2 separate regions of the Homo sapiens genome follow, and region 1 is linked to region 2. A link is a loop called in an ENCODE intact Hi-C map of the cell type or tissue named here. Cell type or tissue: psoas muscle. All regions are shown on one strand. Links, peaks and the distances in the headings refer to the core of each region. The heading gives the core; the rest is flanking DNA. Region 1 holds the start of LOC105371983 (a long non-coding RNA gene). Region 2 has its middle 160 kb from the start of VAPA.

Evidence for each region. Hi-C counts contacts between places; a loop is a spot of excess contacts. Peaks named below come from ENCODE experiments on the same cell type or tissue, not always from the same donor. Only the 100,000 strongest peaks of a DNase experiment are listed, where the experiment ranks them.
Region 1: a loop joins it to region 2, with 2.0 times the contacts of the local background. A loop is called at or near these places in 5 of 110 quality-filtered maps.

Annotation. Positions count from the first base shown.
Region 1 is chr18:10,021,331-10,029,757 of GRCh38, forward strand. LOC105371983 (a long non-coding RNA gene) reads right to left here and starts at 7,615. Exons shown (of 3, transcript XR_935135.2): 1 at 7,384-7,615; 2 at 6,474-6,590; 3 at 5,910-6,022. In psoas muscle, for the core only: no CTCF peak of the experiment used is centred there; no DNase peak of the experiment used is centred there; H3K4me3 peaks cover 305 bases; H3K27ac peaks cover 407 bases.
Region 2 is chr18:10,070,565-10,078,991 of GRCh38, forward strand. No RefSeq gene overlaps it. Among named protein-coding and RNA genes, the nearest start is that of VAPA, 160 kb to the left of the region's middle. In psoas muscle, for the core only: no CTCF peak of the experiment used is centred there; no DNase peak of the experiment used is centred there.

The DNA.
Region 1 (8,427 bases), core at 150-8,149, 49 kb before region 2:
ATCGATGTCAAGCATATCCCACCCCTACTGTCACCAGGGACTTAGGACTGGGTTTTGCCCCAGTGGTGGCATTTATCCGATCCTGGTGCTTGGTGGCATCCATTTATTTGCTCCTTTCAACTGATTTTGATTCTGTTTTTATTATTTAATTTTCTGTTTTATATTGTGGTTAATTTTCTGAGTTGCCTCAAATGTTTATGTTTGAGTGTATTTTTTTTCTTACTTACCTATACCCATCTACCTCCCACCTACCCACCCACTTACCTACCTATGTTCCTGGCTATTTATATGGTGCATAATCTCTATCAGCCCAGGCTTCTTTAAAGTACCTGCATGTTCTTTTCCTTTTTCTTCTTTGACCAGATCATACCTACAAATAATACAGAGGATTCAGAGATGGGAGTTCCAGAGACGTGGGTCTGATTCCAGCTTTGCCTCCTGCTAAATATCTAATCCTGGGCAAGTCATGTAGTCTCTAGGTGTTCCAGTTTGGCCAACTTTAAAATGGGAATAATTCTGTCTACTTCACTTATCTCATACAGCCAGAGTGAGGACATTCATATTTTGGCATATAATATAATAAGGTTGTAGATAAAGCGTTTATTAGGATAAAGTCTTTGGCTAATAGGTTGGACAGACCAGTTGACCTCCTAAGGGTATCATCATAAGAACTCGAAGGTCTTATTCAAGTGTTTCCCTCCAATAATTCTCACATTTCCACCTTTAGATCTTTTATTAAGGATCCTGTGGGAAATGTGTATTTCATAGGTTATTAACCCAACGAAGTCAGATTTCTATTTCAATCTACTTATTTCACATTTTTGTTAAAACTTTTGAAGAAAATGAATTTCTTATTGAATTCATTTTAGACTGCTGTTAGCTCAGATTCACTTTGTGAGTTAGAATGCCTCTTAGAAATATATAACACACAGGGAAAAACTTTTGGGTGAGTCTTTCTTTTTTGATAGTACCACATGAGTCCGCAGTTTGCTGATCCCCATGAACATGGACTTAATCTTCTTTAGATGCTTTAGGACATGTGGTTATGCAGTCAGGGAGCTGAGATCTGGGGCAGGAGGGTGTAGGAAAAATAAGTGATCGTGGGGAGTGGAATCAGAAGACAGAGTGGGGGAAGGATGTTTCTGGAGCACTTTGTGTTCAGTCGCAGACCGGTGAGGCCCAGGAGAACTTTCTCCAGCTGAGGAGGCCCAGGTGAACTTTCTCCATGTGGGGAGCTGTTGAGAACTTGAGCTTCCAGCATAAACACAGGCTGAACCTGGCTTTGGCGAATGTGGGCCTCCAGCCCATTTACAAAATGTCACACTTTTTGTATGGCTTGGAGGAGACTCAGAAGTGACTTAGGAATTCCATGGAGCCCTGATGTAGCCATTGGCAGTTCCCAAGCAGGAAGCCAGTCCCTCCATTTCTTCCCAAAATTCTCCCAACCACACCCTGCCTCACCTCCTGGCTGGGACATCTATTACTATGATCATTTTACTGGTGAGAAAAATGGGGTGCTAGAAAGGTTACCTGACTTGCTGAAATTCACACACGAGTTAATGGTGGGGCTGGTGCTGGAGCCAATGTTGGGCCTCATAAACTCCTACAAAGTGTGCTAAGACTGGCCACTCTTTCCTGCAGGCCGTCCTCAGGGTAGTTCATGTAGCTGATGACCTTGAGAAATGAGGTAATGTCTTCCTTCATCCCCAAAGAGCAGACTTTCTTACTGTTTGCTATAAAAGCAGTGGATTCCCCAAACTCAGTGTTCCTCGGCTGTGACACAAACCGCCTTCATGTGTGTATTAGTTAATCTGAGCCTGTTGGGTCACTTCTGTGGAACTCAAGGGCAAGGGTAACTGATGAAATATGCTTGTGTTCATCTTGCTTGCTACGTTACCAGTCCTGTATTTCAGATCCAGAAGTCTCATGTCTTCTGCCAGCATCTGTGAAACAGGCTAATACTGTCTTATAAGTTGGATAAAATAAAATTTAAGACCTGACCCCCAGCTTCCTGAGTCCTGGCTGGAGCTTTCCCACCATAGCACTCAGCTTACGTAACCCAATCCAAGAGGAAGAAATGATGGTGGCATTGCTAGCTTTGATCCAAGTTTTTCTTTCTTTCTTTCTTTCTTTTTTTTTTAACACTTCTCTGGGCCCGGGCTGCTGTTACCAGGCCTTCAGTAGATGTGGATAACAGGTAGGTGACTGGCTTGCTGGTAAGCAGAGATCCCTGGAAACCAACCCAGGCCAGGCCAGGGCAGGAGCAAAAAGGAAGAGCAAGAGTGGAGAGGAGTGAAGAGTCTTTGCACTTTGCAAAGACATTTTGATGCCTCATCACCATCTTATGTAGCTGTCACATCACAAAAAAAGGAATAAGGGTGGAGAAAGTGTTCTGCTAAATGCATCTGTGTCCTAGGGACACAGATCTATGAAATGGGGTAGGATGATGAAGCAGGAGGGAAGGCTGGGCAAGTGGGGAGCAGGGCGGCACCCTGTGAGAGGGGAGGGCCACTGGGAGGGCAGAAATGGGAAAGATGGTGCCATGTCAGGATGTCGTTGCGATCTTGCCCTCATGATATTCAAGTTGCTTTTAACCTGCTGACCAATTTCTGGCAAGAATCCTAAAGAAATCTTAGACAGTGAAGTGAGATCTAACCATGAGTGAGTGTCACAGCCTCTTCACACTGGACAATCTCCTCCCACATTCGGCCCATAGAGGGGGAGGCCCACTCCAGCCAAGACTTGTCAACCAGAAACCTGAAACGATAGCAGGTGCTTCTAAAATAACCTTCCCTTCAGCAGATAGGCCTCTGTCATACGACTTTTAATTGCTTGTCAAATATTTGACTAAAATTGAGTAGTTTTCCTTCAGGGAAAGTTGGTACTCTTAAGTCACTAGCAAATGAGAAGTTGGTAAAAAAAATTGGCCAGAGCACTCTGTGTGTGTACACAGCGGCGAACGGTCAATACATAACAATTTTCTGCACTGCTAGAGATTCTGTTTAATGTTTAATTTAAAAAATGACCACTTATATGAGGTATCTAAAGTAGTCAAATTCATAGAGACAGAAAATAGAATATGGTTGCCGGGGCAGCGGGGACAGGGAAGGGGTGAGCTGCTGTTTGATGGGTGTAGAGTTTCAGTTCTGTGAGATGAAAAGGTTCCAGAGATCTGTTGCATAACAACATGAATATACTTAACACTACTGAACTGTACACTTAAAAATGGTTACAATAGTAAATTTTATGTTATGTGTATTTTAGTCACAAGTAAAAAAAATTGTAGAGGAATCCATGTGGAAAGTGAACACAGTATTGATTTTTATAGTTTTAACTTCCCTGACTGATCTAAATTAAAATGTCCCTGCTATGGGAAAGGGTAAAAGTCAGAAAGGAAATAACTTCCCTTTTACTGAATTTTAGTCAACTCCTTAGACAAAGAATTGGAGAGAGATATATATATGTATATATATATATTTGCTCACACATGTAAATAATTTGTTTTTGTTTTTGTTTTTTTGAGACAGAGTCTCGCTCTGTTGCCCAGGCTGGAGTGCAGTGGTGCGATCTCAGCTCACTGCAATCTCTGCCTCCAGGGTTCAATTGATTCTCCTGCCTCAGCCTCCTGAGTGGCTGAGATTACAGATACCTGCCACCACATCTGGCTAATTTTTGTATTTTTAGTAGAGATGGGATTTCGCTATGTTGGCCAGACTGGTCTCGAACTCCTGACCTCAGGTGATCTGCCCACCTTGGCCTCCCCAAAGTGCTGAGATTATAGTCATAAGCCACCACACTGGGCCATGTAAAGAATTTGAATACACTTCTTCACATTTCAGTAAAGCTCTTTGCATGTTTTTTTGTACAAAAGAAAATCATTTCAATACTTGTTAACTTCGCAGCCATTGTAAAAGATCACTAGTGAAAGATGCTTCTGGGTATACATCCAAAAGATTTGAAATCAGTGTCCTAAAGAGATAGTTGAACACCTGTTTGCATAGCAGAATTATTTACAATAGCCAAAAGGTAGAAGCGATCCAAGTGTCCACTGACAGATGACTGGATCTACTACTCACACAACGGTGAATTACATATTCACACAATGGAATATTATTCAGCCTTAAAAGAGGGGAAATTTTGACCCATGCTACAACATGAATGGACCTTGATGACATTATGCTAAGTGAAAGAAGCTGGCTGCAAAGCAAAAGACAAATGCTGTATGATTCCACCCATATGAGGTACCTAGAGCAATCAAATTCATAGAACAGAAAGTTGAAGGGTGGTTGCTGGGGCTTCCAGGGGGCGTGGTGGGGGTGAGATTTCGTGTTTAATGGATACTGAAGTTTTGTTTTGCAAGATGAAAAGAGTTCTGGGGGTGGATGGTGGCAGTGGTTGTACAGCAATGCTAATGTACTTGATGTCACTGCACTGCCCACTTAAAAATGGTTACATTTTTTGTCATGTGTATGTAACCACGATTAATACAGGCTATAAAAATACTGTTAAAGAAAAGAGCGCTAGTTAAGGAAGCAACTCATCATTTCGCCATCTGGGTCATTCATTTTAGGAGCCGCTGGCCAAGCCATGAGCTGGGCTCACAAGACTGATAAGAGCAGTCTGCATAACTCACTCTGGTGCTCCGCATCCAAAACCAACAGGGCCTAAATCTGGTTGAAACCCATAAGTCCTGCCTCACTCTCACTCTCTTCTTTCTGACACAGAGGTCCTCTTGTCTGGATCTGGAAAGCAGTTGAAATACATAGGACCTGCCCCTGCCCGTTTGGTGTTCTTCCCACATTCTGCAGCATTTGCAGTCCCCTTCATGCATTTCCATGTGTATGAGGAAGATTTTCCAACATCAAAGTAATTTTTGCCTTTCATCATTAAAGAAAGCCTTTGATTCAACCACAATCATCTCTGAATGAGGTAATTCCTCTGAATGTTTCACTTGTAAGAATTGGCAATTCCTAAGCAAGACCACCGCCATATTGATTAAAGACGTCCACTTGGTTGGCCCTTCCAGCCTCGCCAGGTCAAACGTAACTGGAGGCCGGCCTTCTCCCACCCCAGCAAGCTGCGTGGACAGGCGACTGTGTAATGGGAAAGCTGTGCCATGAGAACGTGTACTTCCTCCACAACCACACGCTCATGTGTTGTTTTGTAAGCAACATTTCTGCTGAGGAAAGAGCAGCTGGGCACTTAAGACTCCTGGCAAAACCATAATGGTGGAAAACAAAACTTAACCTATATTTCAAGAAAAGCTGTGTTCTGTTCCCCTGATCAGCATTAGCCTGTAGGTATTTAGTTGAATTAAATGAAGGGAATGATGAAATTAATCCACATTAAAAAGCAATGAATAGTGGATTCATTAACCCAGAGAAGAGGTGGAGGGCTGCATCGTAAAAACAAAGCTCAAAGCCAAGGCTCTCGCAGCCACACCCCTGGGGTGGCTAAAACTGCAGCCGCTTTGTTAATTCTCAATGAATAATTAACCGGAGGTAGAAATATTTTTGAGTTTTAGGAGCTCTGTGTCTGTCGGTGCATCGACTGTTTAATCGGAGGCCTCTACAGTCGGTAGTTTTGGTTCACCCTGATTTTAGACCTCTCTTCTGTTCTTCCTGTTTCAAGCTCCAAGGTGGCTCAGTCCTTTTCTTCCTCCTGCTGAATCTTAGGGGGAAATTCTAGAATTATCATCATCATCCCCTTTTACAGATAAGAAAGTAGAAAGTTAAACAAGTAATTTTCTCAAAGTCACATACTGAGAAAGAGGTTGGATCCGGGAAGGTGAAAGAGGTTGGATCTGGGAAGGTGGATTCAGTGGATTAAGTGAATTAAGTGGATTAACAGCCTGGCCCTTACCCCACCTGCTGGATTGCCTTATGTTACTGGGGTATTTGCTCCCCGTTTCTTCCGGCTTCAGTCAACAGGGGCCCTGCCACTGTCAGCTCCCACCATAGGAGGCCTTCTGCTGCCGGTCCTGAACTCAGAGCCCTGTGGGCACAGTGAGACCTGCTGGGCCCTGAAAGGAGAGCAGAGAGCAGAGTGGCCACTGGCCTTGGAGGATCAGAGTGGTGATCTGGATGTGCTGGGATGATGTTCTGGTTGGGTTTTCTAGTCCATTCTGCCTGGGGTATGACAGAATTCCTGCTGGCAGAATCCCAATCCTCCCCTTATTGACATACATGGTTGCTCCCTAGGAGGCAAACTGGTTCTGGGATGGGGAGGCTGGATGGCCTCAGCTGTCTGCCTCCAGCAGGACCTGGAACCCTGACCACCCATCTCCCTGGCCTCCCCATCTGTCCTTGTGGGTTTGATATGAAGGGGCATGGGCACTATCTGCCCACCTTAAGAATGAGGGCAGTAGGGAAGTCCATGATTTTCTTCAGGGGGTCTGGAACCCTCCCTGAAGGGTAATATTCTAGCATTTCCCTTACTAAAGCAGAACATCCTCCACTGCATTCAACACTTACCATGCACACGACACAAGGCTGGACGAGAGCTATGTGGCTGGGTCCCGAGACTGGCAGGCAGCTTGCATGCTTGATGGAAGCAAATCCTTGCTAAGATGTTTCTGTTTCATTCGACACCTAGATTTCATATGTCCCAAAATTACTTACTTAAACTTTTCTTTTTTCATTTTATACTTTGAGGCCCAATAACCATGTAAACCTTGGCTTATAGTTTCCTGACTACTCTCAGAGGGCGTCATTTGCAGTGATGTTTCTTCTAGACCTTTTTTTTGGGTACATTCTCCGGGTTCTATTGTATACTTCACTCTTTTCTCTGAAATATGTGATTATTGTTTAAAAGCACTGAGTGACAATCTACATAAGGTGGTGTGTGAAGTACTACGGTATTCCTGTTATTGCTACTAGGTTTGAGTCCATGACATCTAGTATCTTCTTGCCTCTCTTCCTTTTGACCTGACAGTTACCAGCCATCCACTCCCCTCTGGAAACTGAAATCTGCACAGGCACATTTCCTTCACAAAGAGTTCACTTGACCCTGACCCAAACGTCCTCAACCTTGCATTTGACCCAGATCTGGCCCTCCTCACTAAAGCCTCCTGCACTGGCCTCCATCTGCCCTGGGGCCCTTTTCTTCTCCCAGGGCAGTTGTTTTGGAGTCTGTTTATGGCCTGTGCAGACACTTGGCTGAAATTTACCTCAGTCTCTTTCCTTTTTTCATTGAAGTTCTTATCCATTTTCTAATCGTGTCCTGCCTCCAAAAGAAATTTCTCTGTTATGGTCTTCTTCAAGCATAGTTCTCTAAATTTCAAATGGTTTAGACAGAATAAGCTGTGACTGTAGAATTCTTGCCAGAATAAGCTATGACTGTAGAATGTGACAGGATAGGATGCCACCTCCTCCCCGGACTCACATTTGACTTGGACTTTGCCTCCCAAATCCTCCTGGACATCCATGTGGGACAATGACTGCAGACCTCATTGCTTCTCTGCCCACTCCTTCCCCTCATTTGATGTGCTTGTCACGTTACTGGGGTATCTGCTCCCTGTTTCTTCTGGCTTCAGTCAACAGGGGCCCGGTCACTGTCAGTTCCCACGATAGGAGGCCTTCTGCTGTCCGTGCTGAACTCAGAGCCCTGTGGGCACAGTGAGACCTGCTGGGCCATGAAAGGAGAGCAGAGGCCTAATGAAGGCTTGTGGCTAAGCGCCAGCATCTTTCACAAGAGGGATGACAGGTGAACCAAGTGAGGAAGAGGAGGAGAGTGAAGAAGGAAGGTGAGCTGGTTTATGCCCACAGAATTCCTGCAGAGTTAGGGCTGAACCTCACTCACACACGGCTGGTGGTACCTGGGCAGGACATTCTGCCATTCCCATGTACAGCACGGTGGGTTCCTGACACATATCTGAGGTGTTTTAGTGGGGATAAAGCTTTTCATTCCACTGGTTGAAAATGCTCAGGAGAAGTATGTCCACCTTGATGCTAGCCACGCTAAGGTGTGACCGCACCTGTGTAAATCCTTCAGAGAATGAGAGATCGGCTCAGAAGGGAAGAAGAGAAAACCTTGGGTTTGGGTCACAGAGGGAAAAAGAAGACACTGGGGAGGGGCCAGGGTGTTACCCTGTGTCTGTCTCTCAGTTCTGGACAATCTGGGCTCAAGTGCACACAGGTACAGGGACATCAGCTGGGCCATGGGGTCTGGGAGGAGATTGCCTGCTTCAGGAAAGAGGTGAGACCCTGGCGATGCCTACCATAGGTGTTATTATTTATTATGAGTCCCAGGGTTGGGGGATGTTCTAAGTGGTTTTCCCTCAGTTGAAGTGGGAAGAGAAAAATGACTGGGTGTGATTTTATGCCGCTAATACACAGAGATGATCCGCACTCTGGGGCACTTTAAAGTCAGCATTTTAAGAAGCGTTGTGAGTGATGTCGCAGCTGTGAATGGGTCTTGTCCTTCGCA
Region 2 (8,427 bases), core at 119-8,118:
CTTTGTTACCAGCCACAGCCCTCCCCTGGAGGGATCTGCAGTGTAAACGGATCATGTGAGTGCTGACCTTTGCAAAGGTCCAAATGTGGTCAATTCAGTTATTCATACCAGGCAAGGAAGCTGCCTTATGAATAATTCAAAGTTGTTGCAAATCCACAAACCTTTTTCACATTGCCTGCTTGCAGTAGGCTCTCCATAAATGTTTACTGAATCACTGAATAAATTAACATATGAATGAATATTTTGCAATAAGCTTTTGGTATTTACATTTGCACATCCATCTGTTGATGCTCTGAGGATCAGCAGCAGTCCTCACAAAAGGGCTCAGGCATGCTCCCAAAACAGGCCAGAAAAGCCAAGTGGGCCATGGTTCTCTCTTGCTCTGCAAGGGTGGCGGGGAATAGAAAAAAATGTTCCCATGGCTGATACAGCCTCTAGCTAGAAGCTGTGAGATTCCTGACACACGCCATGCCAGATTTGTGTGGCTTAACACTTTTATTCTGCTTTTATAACCCTCTCCTCTAGCTTTGGTTAAAACTACTATGTGGTCAGCAGAATGGCCCCCCAAAGATGTTTGGGCCCTCACCCCTGGAAACTGTGACTATGTTACATCATGTGGGAAGAGGACTTTGCAGATATGATTAAAGTTATGGACCTTACAATAGAGAATTATCTTGAATTATCTGGGCAGGCCCAACCAAATCACATGTGTCCTCAAAAGCGAAGAACTCTCTTCACGGGAGTCCGAGAGATGGGGCTGAAGGAGAAGTGGGAGGGATGGAAAGGTGAGAATGCTCCATGGGCTGTTAGGGGCTTGCAGAGGGTGGGGCAGTGAGTCCAGGAATGCAGGTGGCCCCAAGGAGCTGAAAGGGCCCTGGAACCAGTGGAGAAATGGGGACTTCCATCCTGTAACTATAAGGATGTAAATTCTCCCAACAATATAAGTAAGCTTGGAAATAGAATCCTCCCTGGAGCCTCCAGAAAGGGACACAGCCCTGCCAGCACCTTGATTTTGGCCTGGTGGGACCCTAAGCAAAGAACCTACTGAGCCACCCCGTGGCTGGACTTCTGACCCACAGAAACTGTGACGAATATATGGGTGATGTTTTAATTTACCAACTTTTATAGCAGCATGCTAAGACAGCAAACAAATATCACTGTGGCTTTGGACACGTGGCTTCAGCTCTTGGGACCCTGTTTCTTCCCCCTGAGTTTGAAGGGTTGGGCCACACGATCTCTGACACCTCTCCCAGCTCTCAGGTTCTAGGATTTGCTATCAATGAATACCAACAGTTTTTGGAATCAGGCTTTGGAGTCAACCAGGCTGGGTTCAGATTGCCACTTTACAACTTGAAGCTGTGCTGCCTTTCTGTGTTTTTCTTCCTAATCTGTACACAGGGATAATAACACTGCCTTACAAGGTCTTAACGATTAAATGGGATCATGTATGAAAAGAAACCTGGCTCATAGTGTGTACTTGATAAATATCACTTCCTTTCTCTATCTCATTTTTATAGTCCTGCCATTGCAAGCTGGGTTGCCCCCCACAAAACGCAAGGAGGCATCTCAGCAAGTTTCAAGATTTCCATCCTCCTATAGCTGGGACTTTTGGCTAAAGCTCTAGGAACAAGGACATGACTCGGGACTGGCTAGAGTTACAAAGAAGCTGAGAAGTGCACAGAACTGTAAGAAGCAGGCACTTTTGGGATTTGCTGTCAATCTCAAACCCCAGCAGCCCAGCCTGGGGTCCCTGTCAGGTTGCTCACTAGTGGGGAAGACCTCAGGTCCAGGCGACTGTCATCCAGGAGCAGGAGCTGGTTCTTTTTTTTTGGACTCCTAGGTGTTAGGCTGGCTCAGTTCTGCAGCTTCTGGGCATCAAGTAGGAGGTTGGTGTCACTTATTGTGACATGTGATGTAGTTCTAGACTTTTCCAGGCTTTCCAGTGTGTCTGTTTCATGGGATTTGCCATCTACAGTTCAGAAAGCTGACTGATCCAAAGAGAAGGATTTTGCAGTGGGCTCTTCAGTTTTCCGAAGCTCAGGTTTAGCTTCTTTCATCATTCTTTGCGACGGACCCTGCTGTGGTGAAAATGAGATGTTAGGTCACTTATTTCTTCAAGGACGACAGGTGCCTGACCACAGGTGTGGATAACACCTGATGTCCCCGCGGGCCCATTGCCACTGCTCTCAGCCTTCTGCTGGACTCACAGAGTTTATGATGTTGCCAACAGGCACGTCTTCCCCTGGCTCCTCTTGGAAACAACTAGGACCTTCAACAGGAACCTGGCTAATAAAGAAACCACATTATTTCTTCATGCCCTGGGACAGCTCTGACTCATGATCAATAAACCACACTGTCCTGTGTTTGGAAATGGTAGCAGAAAAAACTTCATTTAAATGTAAGTTAGGGAAATATCCAGTCCTATTTTAGTAAAGTCCTGACCCCTAAAATGGCAGCTATATATACATTAGGATAATCTGGGTGAAATTTTAGCCTGGAAAATCTGAGCAACTTTCCCTTAATTGCGTCAGTTCCCTTTTCACTGGGCCCACAGGGATTTAAACACAAGAACAATCTCAGAGGACAGCTGAATTGAGATAAAACACAGGGTTAGCAGGTACTTTGGCCGACTCAGAGCCTAGGTTCAAATTCTGGCTCTGCACCTTACTAGCTATGTGACATTTGGCAAGTTACTTCACCTTTTTGGGACTCAGTTTCCTTGTCTGCAGGGGTTGCTATGAAGATTAAGGGAATTTAAGTGGGAAATATATAAAGCATTCAGAACTTTGCTTGGCACCAGGCAAGTGCATGGTATTAGGTTGGTGCAAAACTAATAGCTGTTTTTGCCATTACTTTCAATGGCAAAAAACCGTGATTACTTTCACATCAACCTAATATAAATATTAGCTATCATTGTGGAATCTTATTACTGTCTTCATATGACCAGACATCACTGATCCCCTGAGCCAATCCTCTCCATGAGAATGAACCAGTCTGAGGCTAGGCGTGGTGGCTCACACCTGTAATCCCAGCACTTTGGGAGGCCGAGGTGGGCAGATCACTTGAGGTCAGGAGTCTGAGACCAGCCTGCTCAACGTGGTGAAACCCCGTCTCTACTAAAAAAAAAAATACAAAAATTAGCCAGATATGGTGGTGGGCACCTATGATCTCAGCTACTTGGGAGGCTGAGGCAGGAGAATCACTTGAACCCGGGAGGCAGAGGTTGCAGTGAGCTGAGATCGCACCACTGCACTCCAGCCTGGGCAACACAGTGAGACCCTGTCTCAAAAAAAAAAAAAAAAAAAGAAAAAAAAGAGAACGAACCAATCTGATCCTATGAAGCAGTGAGCCTTGGATCAACCTTTTCACCTGGGGTCCTCCTTGGGTACCTGGCACTATGGCCCAGCCCCTCTTCTCTTGCAGAATCTTTGGGAACTGGCTGGCAGTGGAATTCTCCAAGTCAGGTGAAATCATTGTCTCTCATGTATCAAAATTGCTATTTCGGATGGACAAACTGTTTTTTCTAACACATCTCTAGGACTCAGCTTAAAAAAAATTATGTCAATAGCTTTATTGGCTCCAGATCAGCAAAAGAAAAAAGGGGGCAGAAAGCTCTGCCTTTCAACAGAGCAATCAAAAATGCTGAACCTGTCTTCCCCTGAAGACTTATTTATGGCTTTCTTTTCAGAATTCTTTCCTTTGGTGGTTAGACATGCACAGAGTCTTTGAAGTGGGCGAGACATGTTTTCTGCATGTGTGAGCAGCTGTTTCCCTGCAGGGCTGGTTTGGAAGCAGGTTTTTCTTATGACTTCTAGTCATCCACTGAAAGGTCTGTCATGGGATTTTGCACGGGACTTGGTCATGGTGGACAAATAAGAGGATTGTAGAGGTGACTCTTCATCCCCACTGTGAAGTGATGGTCTTCAAATGCTCCTCTCAGGCGACACCTTTTGAGGCTCTGGAATGCCCCCCAGAGGGTATGATTCCACCATTCCTCCTGTGTGCTCCCACCTTGCTCCTGTATCAGAAGCTGCATCAATATCAGCTATGCACATGATAAATCGAAAGCAAAGCTGCAGTGCAAACATCACTGGGGTGGCTTTCCTGTCACGCCCAGGATCCCAGCGCCAGCATCCAAGCCTGACTGGGTGATGTGTCCATCCCATCGTAACTGCACAATGATCGTTCCAGTCTCTGCTTTTCTTCTAAAAGCAAAACCTACCCTTCCACGGTTACGTGTTCATTAAATGAGACAACACAGAAAGTAAGGATAGGCAATGCACAGAAAGCACTCAGTAAACTCTCTTGTTATCACTGTCATGATCGCATGTTGGTCTAAGCAGGGCTTTCAGACAAATAAAGGCCCGAAAGACTGCGTCAGTCATTCACCCATATTTCAATCTCTGTCTCACTCTCCTGTCTTAGAAAAGAATAAACCTCCTGTGGTTCTGGGTCCCCTGTGGCTACCTTACTATCTCTTTCCTTACAAAGTCAGTATCCAGGAGATTTACGTCGTTGACATTTCCTCTACTTCCCCTCAACCTGTAACCCCCCCACTGTCAGGCTGTGCCCCCATCAGCGCTCTAGACCCTGGCTTCCTGCCATGGTCAAGCCCAGAGGCCTCGTTTGAGGCTTTGGATCTGCCGGGTTCAGTAGGGTGTCCAGCTGTGCAGAAGGCTACAGAACATTCCAAATGTGGCCGCTGGGCACCAAGGAACGGAATTTTTAATTATTTTACATTTAAAAGCAGATACTTTATTCAGTTATTGAAAAACCTTTAAGTACAATTGGAACCACTTGCATCTGTGAATGTAGTTTTTCAACTGTAAATTGTATAAACTGTAAATACAGATCAAGCATTTCTGATGAAAATCTGGTGTCTGAATTGAGATGTGCTATAAGTGTCAAATGTGATACCAGGTTTCCAAGATTTGGTTCCAAAAAAAGAATGTAAAATATCTCGATTTTTTATATCTTCATTACATTTTGAAATCACAGCATTTTGGCCGTATTGGGTTGAACAAAATATATTATTAAAATGGATTTCATGTTTTGGTTTTCTTTTTAGGGTTGCTGCTTTCAAGCAACGTTGGTGGCTTGCATTTTATTTCTATCGTTCTGTGCTGCAGTGGGCATTTGCTCCTGGAAATTCTTTGGCTTCTGAGCTCCAGGCTCTCCTGCCGCCTCTCCCACCCCAGGCCTTTCTGCTTTCCCTCTGTATACTGGTGGCCTCACAGCCGCTCCTCAGGGCTGTGCTTCCAAGAGTCCTGTCCTTGCACTTTTTCTCTGTCATATGGTACATCTTGCTGTGAGACTCCCCTGTTGCTTTTTGCTTGTGCACCAACTTCTAACGTCTGCCTGAACCTTTCTGCAGACAGTTGCAGCACAATCCTCTCTGACACCAAACTCAACACGCTCCAGGTCATTCCATCCCCTTCCTGCAGAATCCTCATCCTCTTTCTGATTGCTGTCCCTCTGAACTGTGTCCAAATCATTCCTGCTAGAAACTGGGGGCAGCCTAGAGTCCTCCCTTACTCTCATGTCCAGCATCTCAACAGATACGGATCCCACAGCTTCTCTCCAGTAAATACAATTCAATCAGCACCCCTCTGGTCTGCACCAGGCATGAGCCACGTCCCCATGACCCCCTGTCCTCATGGCCTCCTGTCCCCATGACCTCCTTTCCTCATGACCTCCTGTCCCCATGGCCTCCTTTCCCCATGACTTCCTGTCCCCATGGCCCCTGGTCACTATGGCCTCCTGTCCCCATGGCCGCTGGTCACCATGGCGTCCTGTCCCCATGGCTGCCCTGTCCCCAAGGCCCCCCTGTTCCCATGGCCTTTTGTTTCTATGGCCTCCCTGTCCCCTAATCCCCTGTCCCCACCCTCTCTCCTTGTCAGCCAGTCTCTAGGTCTAGGCAGAGGAAGGTTTGCAACCTGACAGGCTCACCTGCTTAATTTTCTTCAGTGGTGTGCATTTATTAGGAAGATTGCTAAATGCTTCTTGATATGTTAGGCATCCTGCTTGAAACCTGAAGAGGGAGACACTAGGGCACAGAAGCATAAGGTACAGTCCTCATTTTCTTCCTGTTCCTCAGGACAGTACAAAGGCCCTTTGTCCACTTCTCCATCTCACATTCCCTTTCAGTCCACTCCAAGCTCCCTCTGTGCCAACAGGTGTCCCTGGCAGTGAGCTGCTCCATGCTGTGACCCAGCCTCCCATCCTGCCCACCGGTCACCTCCACCTCACTCCTCCCTGGCATCTATACAGATCCTCCACCCATGTAGGGCGGCACCCTCTCTCTTCTGTGCCCCTCTGAACCACGTGGCGCCTCTGTCACATTACCTGGTAACTGACTGTCCCTGGGTCTTACCAGCCTGGCCTCAAACCACATTGTATTAAGATTAATGTTCAAATCATGGCCAGACTGCATGGTCTCAACTGGGGACTCAGCTGCCCCGGCATCCCTGTTGGCTTTCTGAGAGGTTGGCTCTCTGAGAGGCTGGCTCCAGAGCTGGGGCTCAGGTCCATGTTCCTCTCCCCGGACCCCTGAGATGCCTCACCCTGGCCTCTGCCAGGAGGAGTGTGGCCTAGGAGTGTTGGGGGCATTAAGGGGTTCATTGTTTGCAAAGAATTAAAAACACAATGATAAAAACTAAAACCAACTCGAGGTTCGTCTGCTTTCTAGTATCACCCTCCTCTGGCAACTCTAAACAATGGCAGAGAGAGAGAGCACTGCTCCCCACCCCCAGGGTGGCCTCTCCCACTGCAGCCCCTGCCCCCTCAAAGCATTTGTCCTAGCCACTTATCCCACCATCTTATCATAATTGCTGGTCTACTTCTCTACCTCACCTACTAAACCATATTATTTTAAGGGTAGAGGCTAGATTTTTATATTTATTTTCTCAGGGCTTAGCATAATCTACAATAAAGAACGTATTAAAAAACTTATTGAATTAATATATTAATAGATTTTCTCATTTATCAGAATATCATAAGCAGGAAATTCTTTGTCAACTAATCGAGTGGTAAGAAGACAGTAGGAATTTATTTAAAATAATCTTGCATTATTCTAAGGTTACTAGAGTGCCAGCCAATGTTTTACACTTTTGTTTTACGGTATAGGAAAGGGATTATTGCAAGCAGAATGTGAATTTGAAGTCCTTCAGGATTCTGATCAACAGCAAGAGCTTTAATGAATGCATTCATTAATATTTCTTACTTAGCATGTGCTAGGGCTTGGGCTATAGAGTAAAGTGGGAAAATGGACCTATGTATTTTATTGAGATTTCAGCATTGACAGTAGAATTATTCTGGTGAATACTGAACTTATAAGAAAGTCCAACTAAGCAGATGTGGAATTTTGCAGGCATTTCCCAGGATAAAGTGACATATTCCCCTCCCTCCTGGTGAAGCTTCAGCTCCATTAATCATGACCACTTGGACACTTCAATGAACTCATGGAAACAGTCACTGCCATACTCTGAGGAGGTCTATTGATTTCTAGGTGCCTTTGCAATTTGTGACAGAGATCAGACAGTTTTCAGCCATCTGCACAGATTCTATTCATCCCTCTGTGTGTGTGTGTCACATGCGTGCACAGAAGAAAGGCTTGCCAAGTTTATCAACCAGAGTCTTTAAAGATCACGTGAAAGTCTTGTTTTCTTTTCAAGGAGAAGCCTCTGGTGTCTGGTGCCTTTGATCTGGGCATGAGACGGCCTTGCCTTTGTGTACAGTGGAGGTGAGTGACCATCCAAATTACGCAGATGAACTTACTGAAATTGTGGAAGGTGTAGTAGTTAATTTGGTTTAATGATTTACAGCCATGCTTTTGAATATTAAAAGGTCGTTTGCTTTGAAAGTCTGCCTACAGTTTCCTAGATCAGTGGAAGAGCATGAATCTCAGTTTGTCAATATTGCAAGTGTGTTTTGGGGCAAGATTTGTTCACTGGGCAAGAAATAAGGATTATTTTAGTCATGTACACATATCTCTACGAACATTCATAAAAGTTGGTGTGAAATAGGATGCATAGAACATGTTAAAGAAGTCCTATTTGGCTTTAATGTGCAGACTTGGACCTTAACTCAACCCTGGTGTCCATCTTTCTTCCGTGGAGTTTTTCCTTCCAGGCTGAAGCTGTGATGTGAGCTTCAGGGGGCCTGAGCAAGGGCCCACAGTCAGAGTGCTGGCCCTCACTGTGGCAGATGGGGCGAATACTTACACAGTCAGGCGCGGCCTAGCCACAGCAGTGCCTTTGGAGATAAGCATCCATAGGCGATTTCATCATTGTGCGAACATCGCAGGGTGCACTGACACAAACCTAGTGGGTGGAGCCCACTACACACCGAGGCTGTGTGGTGTGGCCCATTGCTCCTACGCTGGAAACCTGTGCAGCATGAGATGGTACTGAGTACTGCAGGCCATTG